2 separate regions of the Homo sapiens genome follow, and region 2 is linked to region 1. A link is an interaction called in ENCODE POLR2A ChIA-PET data of the cell type or tissue named here. Cell type or tissue: B cell. All regions are shown on one strand. Each heading gives the region's core, and the rest is flanking DNA. Links, peaks and the distances in the headings are about the cores only. Region 1 overlaps LINC03063 (long intergenic non-protein coding RNA 3063). Region 2 overlaps GALM (galactose mutarotase).

Evidence for each region. ChIA-PET counts read pairs that join two places held together with the same protein. Peaks named below come from ENCODE experiments on the same cell type or tissue, not always from the same donor. Only the 100,000 strongest peaks of a DNase experiment are listed, where the experiment ranks them.
Region 2: POLR2A ChIA-PET joins it to region 1 with 7 read pairs; 2 of 35 experiments call an interaction of 5 or more read pairs at or near these places.

What each region holds. Positions count from the first base shown.
Region 1 is chr2:37,611,770-37,618,844 of GRCh38, reverse strand. It overlaps LINC03063 (long intergenic non-protein coding RNA 3063), which reads right to left. Exons shown (of 2, transcript NR_187223.1): 2 at 5,758-6,672. Among named protein-coding and RNA genes, the nearest start is that of LINC03063, 53 kb to the right of the region's middle. In B cell, for the core only: no CTCF peak of the experiment used is centred there; DNase peaks (open chromatin) are centred at 1,964 and 2,814; H3K27ac peaks cover 2,107 bases.
Region 2 is chr2:38,687,727-38,694,801 of GRCh38, reverse strand. It overlaps GALM (galactose mutarotase), which reads right to left. Exons shown (of 7, transcript NM_138801.3): 4 at 4,908-4,989. All of the region lies in intron 2 of LOC124905993 (a long non-coding RNA gene), which reads left to right. Among named protein-coding and RNA genes, the nearest start is that of GALM, 25 kb to the right of the region's middle. RefSeq lists a silencer at 1,781-2,075. In B cell, for the core only: no CTCF peak of the experiment used is centred there; no DNase peak of the experiment used is centred there.

The DNA.
Region 1 (7,075 bases), core at 1,619-4,118:
TCGGGAACTTAGAATGATCAGTGTTTGAATTCACTCTTGTCATTTTATCAGGTTAGTCTGAGCTTCAGTTTCCTCTCCTATAACATGGGAATAAAACCAAGCTGATAGGTTGGGTTACTATGATGATTAAAATAATTTTGTAAAGCCTATAACACACTGACTAGCACATGGTAAGTGCTCAATATATGAAAGATATCATTACTATTATTACTAATGAGATAGACTGTTCTACTGTGGCTTCGCCAATGAATGACACTTCCTGATATTTACCCCTGGTAAAGTTCTCTCCTGCGTTGAATCTGGGCTTGATCATGTGACTTGATTTGGCCAATGAGACTTTAGCAAGCGAGGCTTAATATAAGCAATTGGAAAAGGGGTTTGTTTTCTTGGTTAAGCTCCCTCTTGGATCCCAGCTGCCATGTTGTGAGGAAGACTAGGCTGTTCTGCTGGAGAGAAGCCATGTGGAGATGCCCTGGAGGATGAGACACCACTCACAGAGGACACCTGGAGGAGAACTCAGGTGCCCCAGCTAAGCTCCCACTGATGCAGTCAACACCACAGAGAGCACAGGAACAGGACATGGAATTGTGAAAATCATTGTGATAACAAACACCTGGGAAGGGAAAAAAAAAAAAAAACACCAACCCCTGCCACCAACACACACACAAACTTAGAAGTTACCTTCTACCCAACTGATGAAGACAGGCAGGCAATACTAAGTAAGAGCATGGACTTTGGAGTCACAACAGCCATGGGTTGACTCAATTACAAACTATATGACTGTGGGCAGATTGTCTCTAAGCCTCTGTTTTATCATCTATTCGTGAAAATAGCAGCTACTTCATAGGGTTATTGTGAGGAGTTTAATCAAGATAATCCATATAAATATTTAGTTCTGTGCTGGATGCATGGCTAGTGCTTAATAAGTATAAGTGATATCATTGTTTTCATTAAGGTAGAAATAGAAGCATAGCAATGTTGTTCAAAATATTAGGATATCTCATTAAAAACAAGTTGGCAGAGGCCACTGCCCAACTTTTCGACCCGAAGGACGTGCTGAGCAGCTGAAGCCAATCATTGATATTCAGGTCATTTCTGCTATGGTAGCTAACTTAAACAACCATGATTGTGTACACTCCCTTCCTTTAAAGAAAATATTGACTTTGAGTTTTCACAGGTGCTTTCGATTTAATCACTGGGTCCTTTATGCAACCACCTGTCCTTGTTTTTCTTTTCCATGGTGAAGAAGTAATGCTAACTCCTGCAAACCTGAGTTTAGCTCCAGAAATCCAACCCAGGAGAGAAAGGACGTGAATTGCCCTTCGATGCACGTATTATTCCATTCTCACACTGCTATAAAGAACTGCCCGAGACTGGGAAATTTTATAAAGGAAAGAAGTTTAATTGACTCACCGTTCAGCATGGCTGGGGAGCCTTCAGGAAACTTACAATCATGGTAGAAAGCGAAGAGAAAGCAAGACACCTTCTTCACAAGGTGGCAAGAAGGAGAAGTGCCTAGCAAAGGAGGAAGAGTCCCTTACAAAACCATCAGATCTCGTAAGAACTCACTCACCATCACGAGAACCGCATGGGGAAAACCACCCGCATGATTCAGTTACCTTCACCTGGTCTCTCCCTTGACACATGGGGCTTATGGGGATTACAATTCAAGATGAGATTTGGGTGAGGACACAAAGCCTAACCATATCAACCCATAATGAGAAAAGTTCATCAGAGCAAACACATCAAAACCCAAGTTGGGGGATATTTAATTTGCCATGTACCATTAGGGCAGTAGGCACAGTTTCAGCCCTAATCAAAGGCCAGGATTTTACTAAAATCCAAGCATTCCTGGAACCACACAGTCAAAAGGAAGGGGAATTAAGAGACTGTGTTAAGACAGAGGCCTCCAGCAAATGCAGTCAGTGCATATTAGAAGGCACCTGAAAGATACTACTTGTTTAAGAAATCAGGCTTAAGCAGAGGTAGTCATAAACCGCAAACATCTGTTCCATGGCTCATAACCTTGCACATCTTAGGGGAAAGCACAGTGTTACCACTGCTGGCAGCATAAGCCTGCTGATAAGGAATGTCTGGATGTTTTTCAGGCAAATACACTATTCTCTGAGTGATTTGGAAACTTTTTGTAGGGAATTCGTAAAATGGGTTTTTCCAAAATCCTAGAATAGGAAGGATTATTGAGTCGATATTCACAGCCCTTATTGTTTTGCTTGGAATGTTTAAATGCTTTAGAACTTACTCCCTCTGTGTAATTCTTGTCTATCACAATTGGGCCATTTGCTGAACCCTGTGAACTCCTGGCAGGCAGATCCTGTGTTTCTCTAAGGCAGCTCCTCCCTTCTCCCTTCCTCTTGGTAGCTTCTGTCCTGCCCTGGCTCCTTCTGCCCAGTAGACCCTTTCTTATGTCTGCATGTCAGCTCACATGAACTTCCTGAAGTCCCAATCAATATCCCTGGGTACACAGATTGCCAAGGCAACCTCTGCTCAATTCAAAGTCACCCAGAATACTCTCAGTCTAGCAAGTGAAAGGGGAAGATGTGGCTGGCTTAGAACAAAAATAACAGAGAGGCTGGTACCACCAAGCCTCTCTATGAAGCCAAAAATCCTATAAAAAAAGGAAAAGATGACGTGGATGCTGTGACTGCAAAGAAGAAGGCAAGGCCTGAGAGATGCAAGGGAAAAGTGGGCAACCAACAGCAAGGAACAGGAGCAGGAAAGAGAGAGGCTGTCACAGGCTGAGAGAGGGCAAGGCCCACATTTCCACCCACTTCCTCCTCCAAAACCCCGGCAGCATCTCACCAGCAAAACCTCTGCCAGCTCCACACTCTAGCAGCCAGCCACACCCAGGCCACCAACCCTTTGCCACTAGTCGCAAGAGGATGTTAGCTGAAGCCTCCTCTGATTTAAATGCCAGGCCACTGGCATGTGACTCCAAGATGTGTAACTCGTAGTAGGACTGTCAACTTGGGTCATTTAAAAGGTGACCCCACTCAGGGGTACGTTCTGGAAATAGTATAGTGACCTCAGCCGAAAAGGCTAGAAGCTGTAGTTAGTGGGACCCAGCAAAAGAACCTCTTAAGGACCCATAGCCAGAGGAGACCAGCACCAGACCATCCAGCAAGAACTTTCCCTATCTCTTCTTGTTCCCCTGCCTCAGCCCTGGGTCATCCAAGACAACCTAGTAAGTAAAGGAGAATGGTAAACATGCTCCGTAGAAATACAGAAAGTAGGTATGCCTCCCCTCCCTGACTTCATACAAGTTTCTAGGAGAAAGCCAGCCTGCATGGAGGATAACAGGGTTTCTACTCTAAATGTGACTATTACATGGGCCTGGACATTTTAATTTCAAATAAGATATATATTTTTTGTGGCTAGATGTAACTAGAGGACTTTTCCATTATTGTCTAAGAATAACCAAAACGAGGATGTCTTTGTGAGATTTCATTCAAAGGCAAGAGTCAGCAGAAAGGAGCCAAGATGGCATTCGCTGGAGCAGTGATGAGAAAAACATGACTTCATGATCATACCAGATTAAACTCTATTTGTTCAATATATCAGTTAGATGTTCATTGGCCCAGGCACTCTCTGAATCAGATCTGGCCGGGGAGAGAGGACATGGAGAGGCAGCTCAAGCTGGAAGATCATGTTGGTGAAGTTTGGTGACTTCTGTGACTGCTGGGGTAGGGTGACCCTTTCCTTGTCTGCTCCACTTCTGTCCCTTCATTTCTCCAAGATCTCTTGCCTGCTGATGTTAACCAGCTTTTATGACCCTAAATATTGTTAACCACCCACAGGGCCTGAGATCAGATTGTCTTAAGATTTTTCAAACTAGGAGAGCCCTTTCTTCAGAAGAAATTGTTGGAATTTTAAAAGACCAATACAAAGCATTCCTGCCTTACTGGCCTATGTTCAGAACCAATAGAAAGAAGTGGAGATCAAAACGTCAGTATCATTACTGGTAAAGCTACTGGAGACTGTGACTTAGATGTGAGGACCAAATGAGCATGCCAGCATTACATCCCCAAATTAAGCGTATCCACAGCAGTGCTGGACAGCTAGAAGTCTCCTATGAAGGAGTCCTCTCAGGGAAAACTACAGTACAAAGGAATCAAACAGACCAGAATACATGGCCTCTGAGGCAGGCTGTTCCCAAAGCTCGAGGGCAGAGGAGGAGACTGAGCCCACATTCTCAAGCGTCGCTCCCAAGTTCCCCAATCAGGGAAGCCACTCCTCCTCTGGAGAGGAGGGAATGAGGGGACAGAAATGTAAAAACTGCCAAGTTCCCCTTACAGGGAAACAAGAGGAATAGTGACTTAGTGTGTACTTGTTGCTGTCACATGTCTTACTATTAAGCAGATCATTGCTGTACTTCTCTGGTTGGAGAGGAGGAGGAAAGTGATGGCGCATGTGCTCTGTGCCGCTTACCCTATGGTGCATCCTTAGCCAGCTCAGGAGACTTGCTTTAAGCATCTTTGGAAAACACTGTCTTGGGTCTCCTGGCAACAGCACTGTGCATGGACTCAGAACATGCTGCAGCTGTGACTCATTGATACTCTGGTAGATTTCATTTCCGTGGCTTGACATCCAGCTCCCTGAGTGTCATGGGTGCCCACTGCTGCCTCTAGCCCAGCATCTCGCTGCCCCATCAACTCCCATCCACAGCCTGGCCCAGCACAATCAGTAGGCATCTTTGTGCCTAGGAGCTGCACCCTGCCTGTTACCCAGGCCTCCCTGGGGGAAACCAGTGAGGGAAAGGGTGAAGCAAGTCGGCTCCCTCTGCCTCAGCTTCATTCAGAAGCAAGATTCACCTGCCGAGCTCTGACCTCCCCCAGGTCATAATTGAACTGTAGGACTTCTTTGGTATCTAAAACCAGCGAGTTGTGCCTTGCTTTGAACTGGCTCCATATATAGCAATTCATCTACTTGCTTGGTCAGAAGAACGATTCCTAAAAGAGGCCAAAAATAAATGACAATGATGTTTACTGACTGGGGAGGAAGACTTGAAGGCGGAGCTGTGTGCATTCCTATTCTTGGATATTTACTTCCAGGTCCCTTTAAACCAGTAATTTTTAACTTTGGGTCTGGGGGTGGGGCAAGAGAAGGGTCATAAATTCTTTGCATAAACTAATGAAAGTTAGAGATGCTCTCTCTCCAAAAGTGCACACACACACACACACACAAACACTATGTGTATATATATGTGTAGTATGTATACACATATATAATATTTAATATATATGTTACATATAAAGTATATATATGTGTGTGTGTGTGTGTGCATATATGTGTGTATATATACATATAAATTATATATATAAATTAGAGACTCCCTTGAGGTATGTACATACAGACACACACACACACACACACACACACACACACACACGCCAGAATAAGAACCCCTGCTTTGAATCATGCAGAGTTTTAGAACTATATGGGGCATTAAATATAGTGTGGTACAAAACAGGGATTTCAATTGAACTAAAAAAAATATTTTTCTTTTCATAAATTGATATCCTATACTCTTTTAAAGGTTTAAATAAAGATAATAAATAAAGACAACGGAAACCACATACAAGATAGGGAGAATTAATTGTATCCGCAACAAGGTTGTTACTGTAAGTAGACTCTTACATTTAAGTCTGAGCTTCTGGGCAGCCAAGATAAACAGAGAAACATCAAGTAAAGCAACCAATTATTAAGAACTATGTGTTAAGCTTTTAAAGAACATGGTCCTTAAGGAGGAAAGAGTGATTTTTATTAAAATATTCAGAGGCTGAAGGCCAGGGCAAGGATACGTGATGGGCTGTGTGTTCCATGCTATAAATGGAGGTTAGGTTCTACAGGCGGCACTTAGGATTTGCGATATAGAAATACATAACATTGCTAATAGGGAAACACAAATAAGATTCAGGAAAAACATTACAAATGATCTCTGGGGAAAATCCAGTTTGTCAGGTGAGGGGCTGCCATCACGAGTCCTTGTTTCAATAGATTAATTGGGTGCATCCAGGAAGAGTCCCAGTCCTCAAGGGAGCCTTCTGGAAGACAACTGAATGCTCTTGGTCAAGTTTTGTCTTGTTGAGGAGGATTTCTTAAGAGTACAAAGATATCACAGCTAAAATGCACTCTCAACTCTTTAGAAGAATCAGTGCTGCTGGTTCTGGAGCCACATCTTGAGAATAAGCTGCTGGATTTACATTTCCCTCAGGACCCTAAAACATCCAGTTTCATTCCAGCTGATCTCTCACATTCTTCAAGGGAATCCCTGGGAATGTACTTTCAAGAAACAAGGCTCCGTCTGCTAACACTGGGATTCAGCTGCTGCTGAGAAGAGACTATTTCCCGCCACCTTCTCTGAAAGCCACTGAAACACAGCGGGCCTGCTTGTTCCTTAGCCACCTCCACATTTCCACCACGAGTAAACATGTAAGAAATTACAAATAGGAGACAAGCCCTACAGACTGTGAAATTACCTACAGTTGTTCACATTTTTCCCCATAAAATAGTATCCTTCCAGAAATTTGCCTGCAGAGAGGATAGTCTTTCTAGCAGTAATTCCTACCTGCGAGGGTTGCTGGTCCATTGGCATAACAGGACTTCAGGGTACCAGCCAGGAGATCACAAGAAAGATGCTTCTTCAAGTGTCTGCTGCAGTACAAAATAACACCTACTGAATATCATCCAAGACGCACATCTCTTTAGAACGAGAGCACATCAACATGTTTATTTAACAAGCACTATGTAGTGTTTCCCATATACCAGGCCCTGTTCACATGTCACTCTTTTGCCCCTTTTAACAACCTTCTGTGGAGACAACCATTATTATCCCCATTTGACAGAAGGAGACATTGAGGCCCAGAAAAGGTTAGTAGCCCATGTTACTCTGCAAGTAACAGAGGCAAGATTTGAACCCAGGCAGTCTAGTTCCAGGGACATGTTCTTATTCACTATCCTAGTGGTTATGTAACTTCAGCCTGTATCAGAATCCCCTGAAAGGCTTGTTAAAATGCAGAAACTGGGGCCCCATCCCTGGAGATTCTGGTTCAGTAGG
Region 2 (7,075 bases), core at 2,497-4,996, 1.1 Mb before region 1:
CCTCAGCCTGCCGAGTAGCTGGGACTATAGGCGCCTGCCACCACGCCTGGCTAATTTTTTTGTATTTTTAGTAGAGACGGGGTTTTACCATGTTAGCCATGATGGTCTCGATCTCCTGACCTCGTGATCCATCCGCCTCGGCCTCCCAGAGTGCTGGGATTACAGGCTTGAGCCACTGCGCCCAGCCTGACTTTCCCTTTCTTGTCAGACTGACAAGGCCAGACACTTAAATTCATGCTCTTTAATTTCAAGAAAACCTCTCCCTCCTTCCCTTTTTCCTTTCCTTCCTTCCTCTTTCTCTCTCTCCCTTTCTTATATTTAATTTAAACAAACTTGGTTTCCTGTTTTCTTTGCAGAAAAGTAGAAATAAATTGAAGGGAGGAAGGAACAAGGAGGAGACAGTGAGAGGACTGGGGAGGCTCCCTGTACAAAAGGTGGCAAAAGAGCTGAGGATTGACAGCTGGCAAAAGTCTGTTCTTTGTTTTGGCTTACTTCTCATTTATTGACTATATGTTGCACTTGGGTATTTATATAGTAAAGAAATTAATTTACTTTTCTTTTCTTTCTTTCCTCACTCCTTTCTGCCTCTCCCCTACCTCCCAAATCTTCTTCTTTTTTTTTGAGACAGGGTCTTGCTCTTCACCCACATTGAAGTGCAGTGGCACAATCACAGCTCACTGCAGCCTTGACCTCCTGGGCTCAAGCAATTGTCTTACCTCAGCCTCCCAAATAGCTGGGACCACAGGCATGCACCAACACTCCTGGCTAATTCAAAAAAATGTTTTGTATTAACAGGGTCTCCCTATGTTGCCCAGGCTGCTCTTGAACTCCTGGGCTCAACCAATCTTTGGTCTCCCAAAGTGCTGGGATTAAAGGTGTGAGCCACTGTGCCTGGCACCAAACCTTCTTGACATCTAACCACATTGTAAGATCTGTAGAGTGCAGGTCTACTTAAGAGCCTGAGTTCTAATACCAGACTACCTTGGTGTGAATCCCGGCTTTCCCCAACTTGTTAACTGGGTCATCCTCTGTAAGGTACTTTAACTCCTTGTTCTATAGTTTTCACATCTGTTAAATAAGAAAAATGAACAGAACCTACCTTACAGGCTTGTGGTATGAATTATTTATAAAGTCCTCCCTGAAATACTAGCTATTATTATCATAAAGCTTCACCTTATCTCACAGATAATCAGTATCTTCTTTTTCTCAATTCAACAAAACCACAGTCGGTAGATAGTGCATATTTATTTTGAGAAGTCTTAATGGAGTATGGCTGGTCTAACAGGTTATTTTCTCTCTCTCTTTTTTTTTTTTTTTTGGAAGCAGAGTCTCGCTCTGTTTCCCAGGCTGGAGTAAAGTGGCGTGATCTGGGCTCACTGCAACCTCTGCCTTCTGGGTTCAAGCGATTCTCCTGCCTCAGCCTCCCAAGTAACTGGGATTACAGGCGCCTACCATCACACCCAGCTAATTTTTGAATTTTTAGTAGAGACAGGGTTTCACCATGTTAGCCAGGCTGGTCTCGAACTCCTGATCTCAAGTAATTTGCCCACCTCGGCCTCCCAAATTGCTGGGATTACAGGCATTAGCCACTGCACCCGACCTGGTCTAACAGGTTCTTGTAGCACGTCTCAGGAAAGTGGCCTTGTGGTTCAGTCCAGCTCTGGCAGAACACGCTGAAGTTTGAGACTGGACTCAGGCACACCTGTGAGTCAGCTATGTGGATCGGCCTTGAGCTCCAGGCCAGCCTGGGGCCACCCAGGGCCACCCTAGGGATTGCAGTTCCACAGAGCCTGGTACAGATCTGACATGGCCCCAATCAACCTCTCCAGGCCCATCCACTCTCTGCCACTAAAATTATGCCCCAAATGCTTTGCTTCAAAAGCACAGCACTTCCCTGGGCTAGTCCTGCTATTTCTTGCACCGCCCACGCTTGTTCATCTTTATCTGGAACACCTTTCTCCTCCTCACTCCCTGGCAAACTTCCACTTTCCCTTCCAGGTTTTATTTAACTCTCATTTCCTCTATCTGGAAGCCCCCTCAGCAGTGCCTGCCCTCTGTGCCAAGTCTCCTAGTTATGTCTATCCTGATATTTTCCAGATTAATGGACACAATTCTGGCTGACCCTTCCCATAGACTGCCAACTCCTAGAGAGCCCAGCAGCACTTCTGAGTGATCAAATGATGGGCAAGCCTTTTGGATTTCTTTCAAAATTAAGCTCATGGGCTTTTGATCAGTGTTAAGAGTCAGATGAGGACCAGCATGGTGGCTCACACCTGTAATCCCAGCACTTTGGGAGGCCCAGGTGGGAGGATTGCTTGAGCCTAGGGATTCAAGACCAGCCTAGGCAACATAGGGAGACCCTGTCTCTACAAAACAGAAAGAAAAAAAGAGAGAAAATCTGGGCTCCTAGAGATTTGTTCTCAGTGGAAAGTGGGCCAGACATGTGAATTCTTACATTCCTAAAGTGCAGGGTAGCAGTTACTACCACCCATTTTTGGAGGAAGTTTCAAAGGAATCAGACAATTAGCTTGTTTCTTAAGGACTTCTGAGAAAAGAGAAAACAATACTACAATTTCTGCTTAAGTGTCACTCGGCAAACAGGTATAACATGTAGGTCTGACTCAAGTATGGATAGGTAGGAGAGAATTACAAATTTTTCATGAGCTCTGAAGTTGCAGCAACTTATTTACTTCAATGATAGAGCTCTAAAGGATTTGAAGAGTTGTGGAAATAGCAGTAAAATGTCATGCTAGGAGCCTCGTAGAATTGGAGAATGCAAGAGAGAGAAGTGGCCTTACAGATCAATTACTAGTTCTGAATTATGAGTTAGTGATAACATTTTCACTGGTCCCCAGAAAACTGAGATACGTTTGGATAATCTGCTATTTATTTTTTTTATAGTATTGGCTCCAAGTGGTACCATATTATTTTTTAAAAAGCTACATAAATTCAACATAAAGAGTTGTTCCTTATTCTGAGATTAAATTTGTTTACACTTTTATGGTACTAAAATATTCTTTCATGAAAAGATGGTGATTATAAATGGTAGTTTGGTCTTTTTTAAAAAAAAAAAAAAACTACTGAAATATAACACATATATTCCCAATTAGGTTTTTTTTTGAGATAGGGTCTTGCTCTGTTGCCCAGGGTAGAGTGCAGCAGAGATCACGGCTCACTGCAGCCTCCAACTCCTGGGCTCGAGAGATCCTCCTGCTTCAGCCTCTTGAGTAGCTGGGACCCCAGGTGCGTGTTACCACACCTGGCTATTTTTTTTTTCAATTTTTTGTTGAGATGGGATCTCACTGTGTTGCACAGTCTGGTCTCGAACTCCTGGGCTCAAGTGATCCTCCTCTGCCTCAGCCTCCCAAAGTGCTGGGATTACAGGTGTGAGCCACCATACCCAGCGAACGCAAGTTTTATGCAGTCCATTAGAGTGCATGTTAAGCCTACTGTGCTTTGCCACAATGATTTTTTACAATCAAGTAAAATAACTTGGCCTTTACAGGCCTTTAAATGCACAAATTATGCCCTGTTGTGATTTTCATCTGATCAACTCAACCGGATAGCATGAGAAGATTTTATAAATATACACAAATAAATATGCACTTATTTCATAACCTCCACTTATAAGCTAATTGATTCACTTTCTTCCTTATCAGTCACAAAACAGCAGCCACCACTATTTTTTCCTTGCAGTTCACAACATATAGTTCTACTGCAGTAATTCTGCCTCTAGGACCAGATGGGCCAGCTTACTCATGCCCTTCTATTGAGTCATGTAAATATCACAAGATGACACATGCTACCAAGACAAACAGAAAAGCCTTTAAACTCAGCCCTGGAGCCAGGAAAATATTCAAAAACTGTGATGCCAAAAATTTGACCCCATTGAGCTCAATTTTTCATTATTATTCCAATTAGTTTTGTAGTCACTATATTTATGGGAGTTCCTAATGCCTGCTGTTACCTGAAGTTGCTGTTGGGTATGCAGGCTCACATGCTTACCTTTCTTCCTCATAAAAAGTTTGAACTAGCAGCCATAAACTCAACCCATTAAAGAGGCCAAAGTGGCCGGGCGCAGTGGCTTACACCTGTAATCCCAGCCCTCTGAGAGGCTGAGGCGGGCAGATTGCTTGAGTCCAGGAGTTTGAGACCAGCCTGGGCAACGTGGTAAAACACTGTCTCTACTAAAAATACAACAGGCGTGGTGGTGTGTGCCTGTGGTCCCAGCTACTCAGGAAGTGGAGATGGGAGAATCATCTGAGCCTGGGGAGGAGGTCTAGGCAGCAGTGAGCTGAGATTGTGCCACTGTACTCCAGCCTGGGCAACAGAATGAGACCCTATCCCCTCCCGCACCGCCCCCCTCCCAAAAAAGCCAGCTAAAACAAAAGCTGTTACCTAGTGTAAGATGAGTATCCAGTAAAGTTATTTAAAATTTTTTTTAACTTTAGTTTCTTTTGCATTAAAAAAATTTTTTTTTAATCTTAAAAAAAAATAAGACGGGGTCTCACCATGTTGCTCAGGCTGATCTCAAACTCCTGGCCTCAAGTGATCCAACCGCCTTGGCCTCTCAAAGTGCTGGGATTACAGGCGTGAGCCACCGCGCCCAGCCCCAGTAAAGTATTATCTTACTCACCATTTTTTAAAAATTTTTGAAATTTTGAAATAATTTTAGACTTACAGAAAAGTGGTAAAAATACTGCATCTCTGTCCCAGCTTTCCCTCATGCTAACATTTTACATAAACACAGTACACATATCAAAACTAAGAAATTACCACTAGAATAATTCTATTAACTAAACTGTAGACTTTATTAAGATTTCACCGCTTTCTCCACTAATGTCCTTTCTTGGCCTCGAGAGCCAATCCATGATCCCACATAACACAAAAAGGTTAAATTCACCAACCTGTAGGAATCAGGGTTTCATCCACAGGCAAATAAGTATCCGCTTCTATGGTGACTTCATGGTCATTTATATTTGGGGAAGCCTGGGAGGAAAAGGTAGGGGAAAGGTTTTCTGCTTAGTCTTATTTCATATATTTGTTTTTTAACTTATCTTGCAAAAATGTTTTCAGGCATTGACAAAAACTTTTAAAATCTTGTTTGGCTGATGGTCATGATTAAATATAATCAACTAAGTGGAGGTAGATAAGGCCTCAAAATAGCAACAGATAAATTTGGAAGAAACTTTCAAGTGTGCATGCATTTTCTTTTCTAAATAGAATATGAAGGTGAAAAGTCAGAGACCACAGTGGTTTGAAAGCCTTTTGGACCTTGGCTTATTAGTGGAGGTGTTTCTTCTATTCTTCTCACTTGCCAGGCAAACAGAAGAGCAATGACTGGTAACCAGGAACACACACATCCTGAGAGGTCAGGGTACTGCTCCAGGCTCACTCCTGGGGGTGCACCTGGCACCCCCCTCTAGCCCAGTTTCCACACAGAGGCCCCACTCTCTGCTCCATGACAGAAGCCCAGGTGTCAGAACCGCAGTCCCTGCTTTTGAGAATTTGCCCACCTCCTCCATGAAGATGCAGCCTGGCCTTTGCAGGGGAGTCAAAGGCTGGTGTACTGGTCAGTGTCAGAAGGCCTGGGGTGTAGTTCCAGCTCTTCCTGAGTGGTCCCAGGGAATTCATTTAACCTCATAGACTCTCATTTCCTTTGGTTTAAAATTGGGCTAATGAGGCCGGGCGCGGTGGCTCATGCCTGTAATCCCAGCATTTTGGGAGGCCGAGGCAGGCGGATCACCTGAGGTCAGGAGTTCGAGACCAGCCTGACCAAAAAGAAGAAGCCCCGTCTCTACTAAAAATACAAAATTAGCCAGGTGTGGTGGCACATGCCTGTAATCTCAGCTACTCAGGAGGCTGAGGCAGGAGAATTGCTTGAACCCGGGAGGTGGAGGTTGCGGTGAGCCAAGATCGCGCGTGCCATTGCACTCCAGCCTGGGCATCAAGAGCAAAACTCCATCTCAAAATAAATAAAATAAAATAAATTTGGGCTAATGATGCCTCTACCTTTTCCAGGGTCCTTGTGAATAACAGTGTAGGAAAGGTGCATTGTGTTGTTTGCAAATCGGCAAATAACTTTATACATGCATGTTTCTAGTACAAATATTATTTTATATTATCAATAGCAACATATTTTAAAGCTTCACACCAGAAGATGTGGAAGGGAAACCAAGTGAGGGCTTTTGCTCAGTGAATGCTCAAAGATGAGCTAAACTAGTGGTTCTCAATTGGGGATAATTTTGTCTCTCAGGGGATATTTGACATTTGACTTTTTTTTTTTTTCTGAGACCGAGTTTCGCTCTTGTTGCCAAGGCCGGAATGCAATGGCGCGATCTCGGCTCACTGCAACCTCCGCCTCTCGGGTTCAAGTGATTCTCCTGCCTCGGCCTCCCTAGTAGCTGGGATTACAGGCATGCACCACCACGTCTGGCTAATTTTGTATTTTTAGTAGAGACGGGGTTTCTCCATGTTGGTCAGGCTGGTCTCGAACTCGCGACCTCAGGTGATCTGCTCACCTCGGCCTCCCAAAGTGCTGGGATTACAGGTGTGAGTCACCGCACCCAGTACACATTTTTTTTTTTTTTGAGACGGAGTCTCACTCTGTCGCCCAGGCCGGAGTGAAGTAGTGTAATCTTGGCTCACTGCAGTCTCTGCCTCCCAGGTTCAAGCAATTCTCCTGCTTCAGCCTCCCGAGCAGCTGGGATTACAAGCGTGTGCCACCACACTTGGCTAATTTTTGTATTTTTAGTAGAGATGGGGTTTCACCATGTTGGTCAGGCTAGTCTTAAACTCCTGACCTCAGGTGATCCACCCACCTCAGCCTCCCAAAGTGCTGGGATTACAGGTGTGAGGCACTGTGCCCGGCCGACTGGTTTTTTTGAGACAGGGTTAGGACAGGTTAGCTGGAAACAGATTCTATGGTCTGAAAGACTGGCCCACACAATCCAACTGAGTAATTCTGAAAAGAAAGGTCAAGATTTTAGAGACCATGAGAATGCATGTCTAAACACGACAGAAACTGGTTTAATTACACCACTAGTAGGCTCTTTTTCTGAAAAACTACGATTCT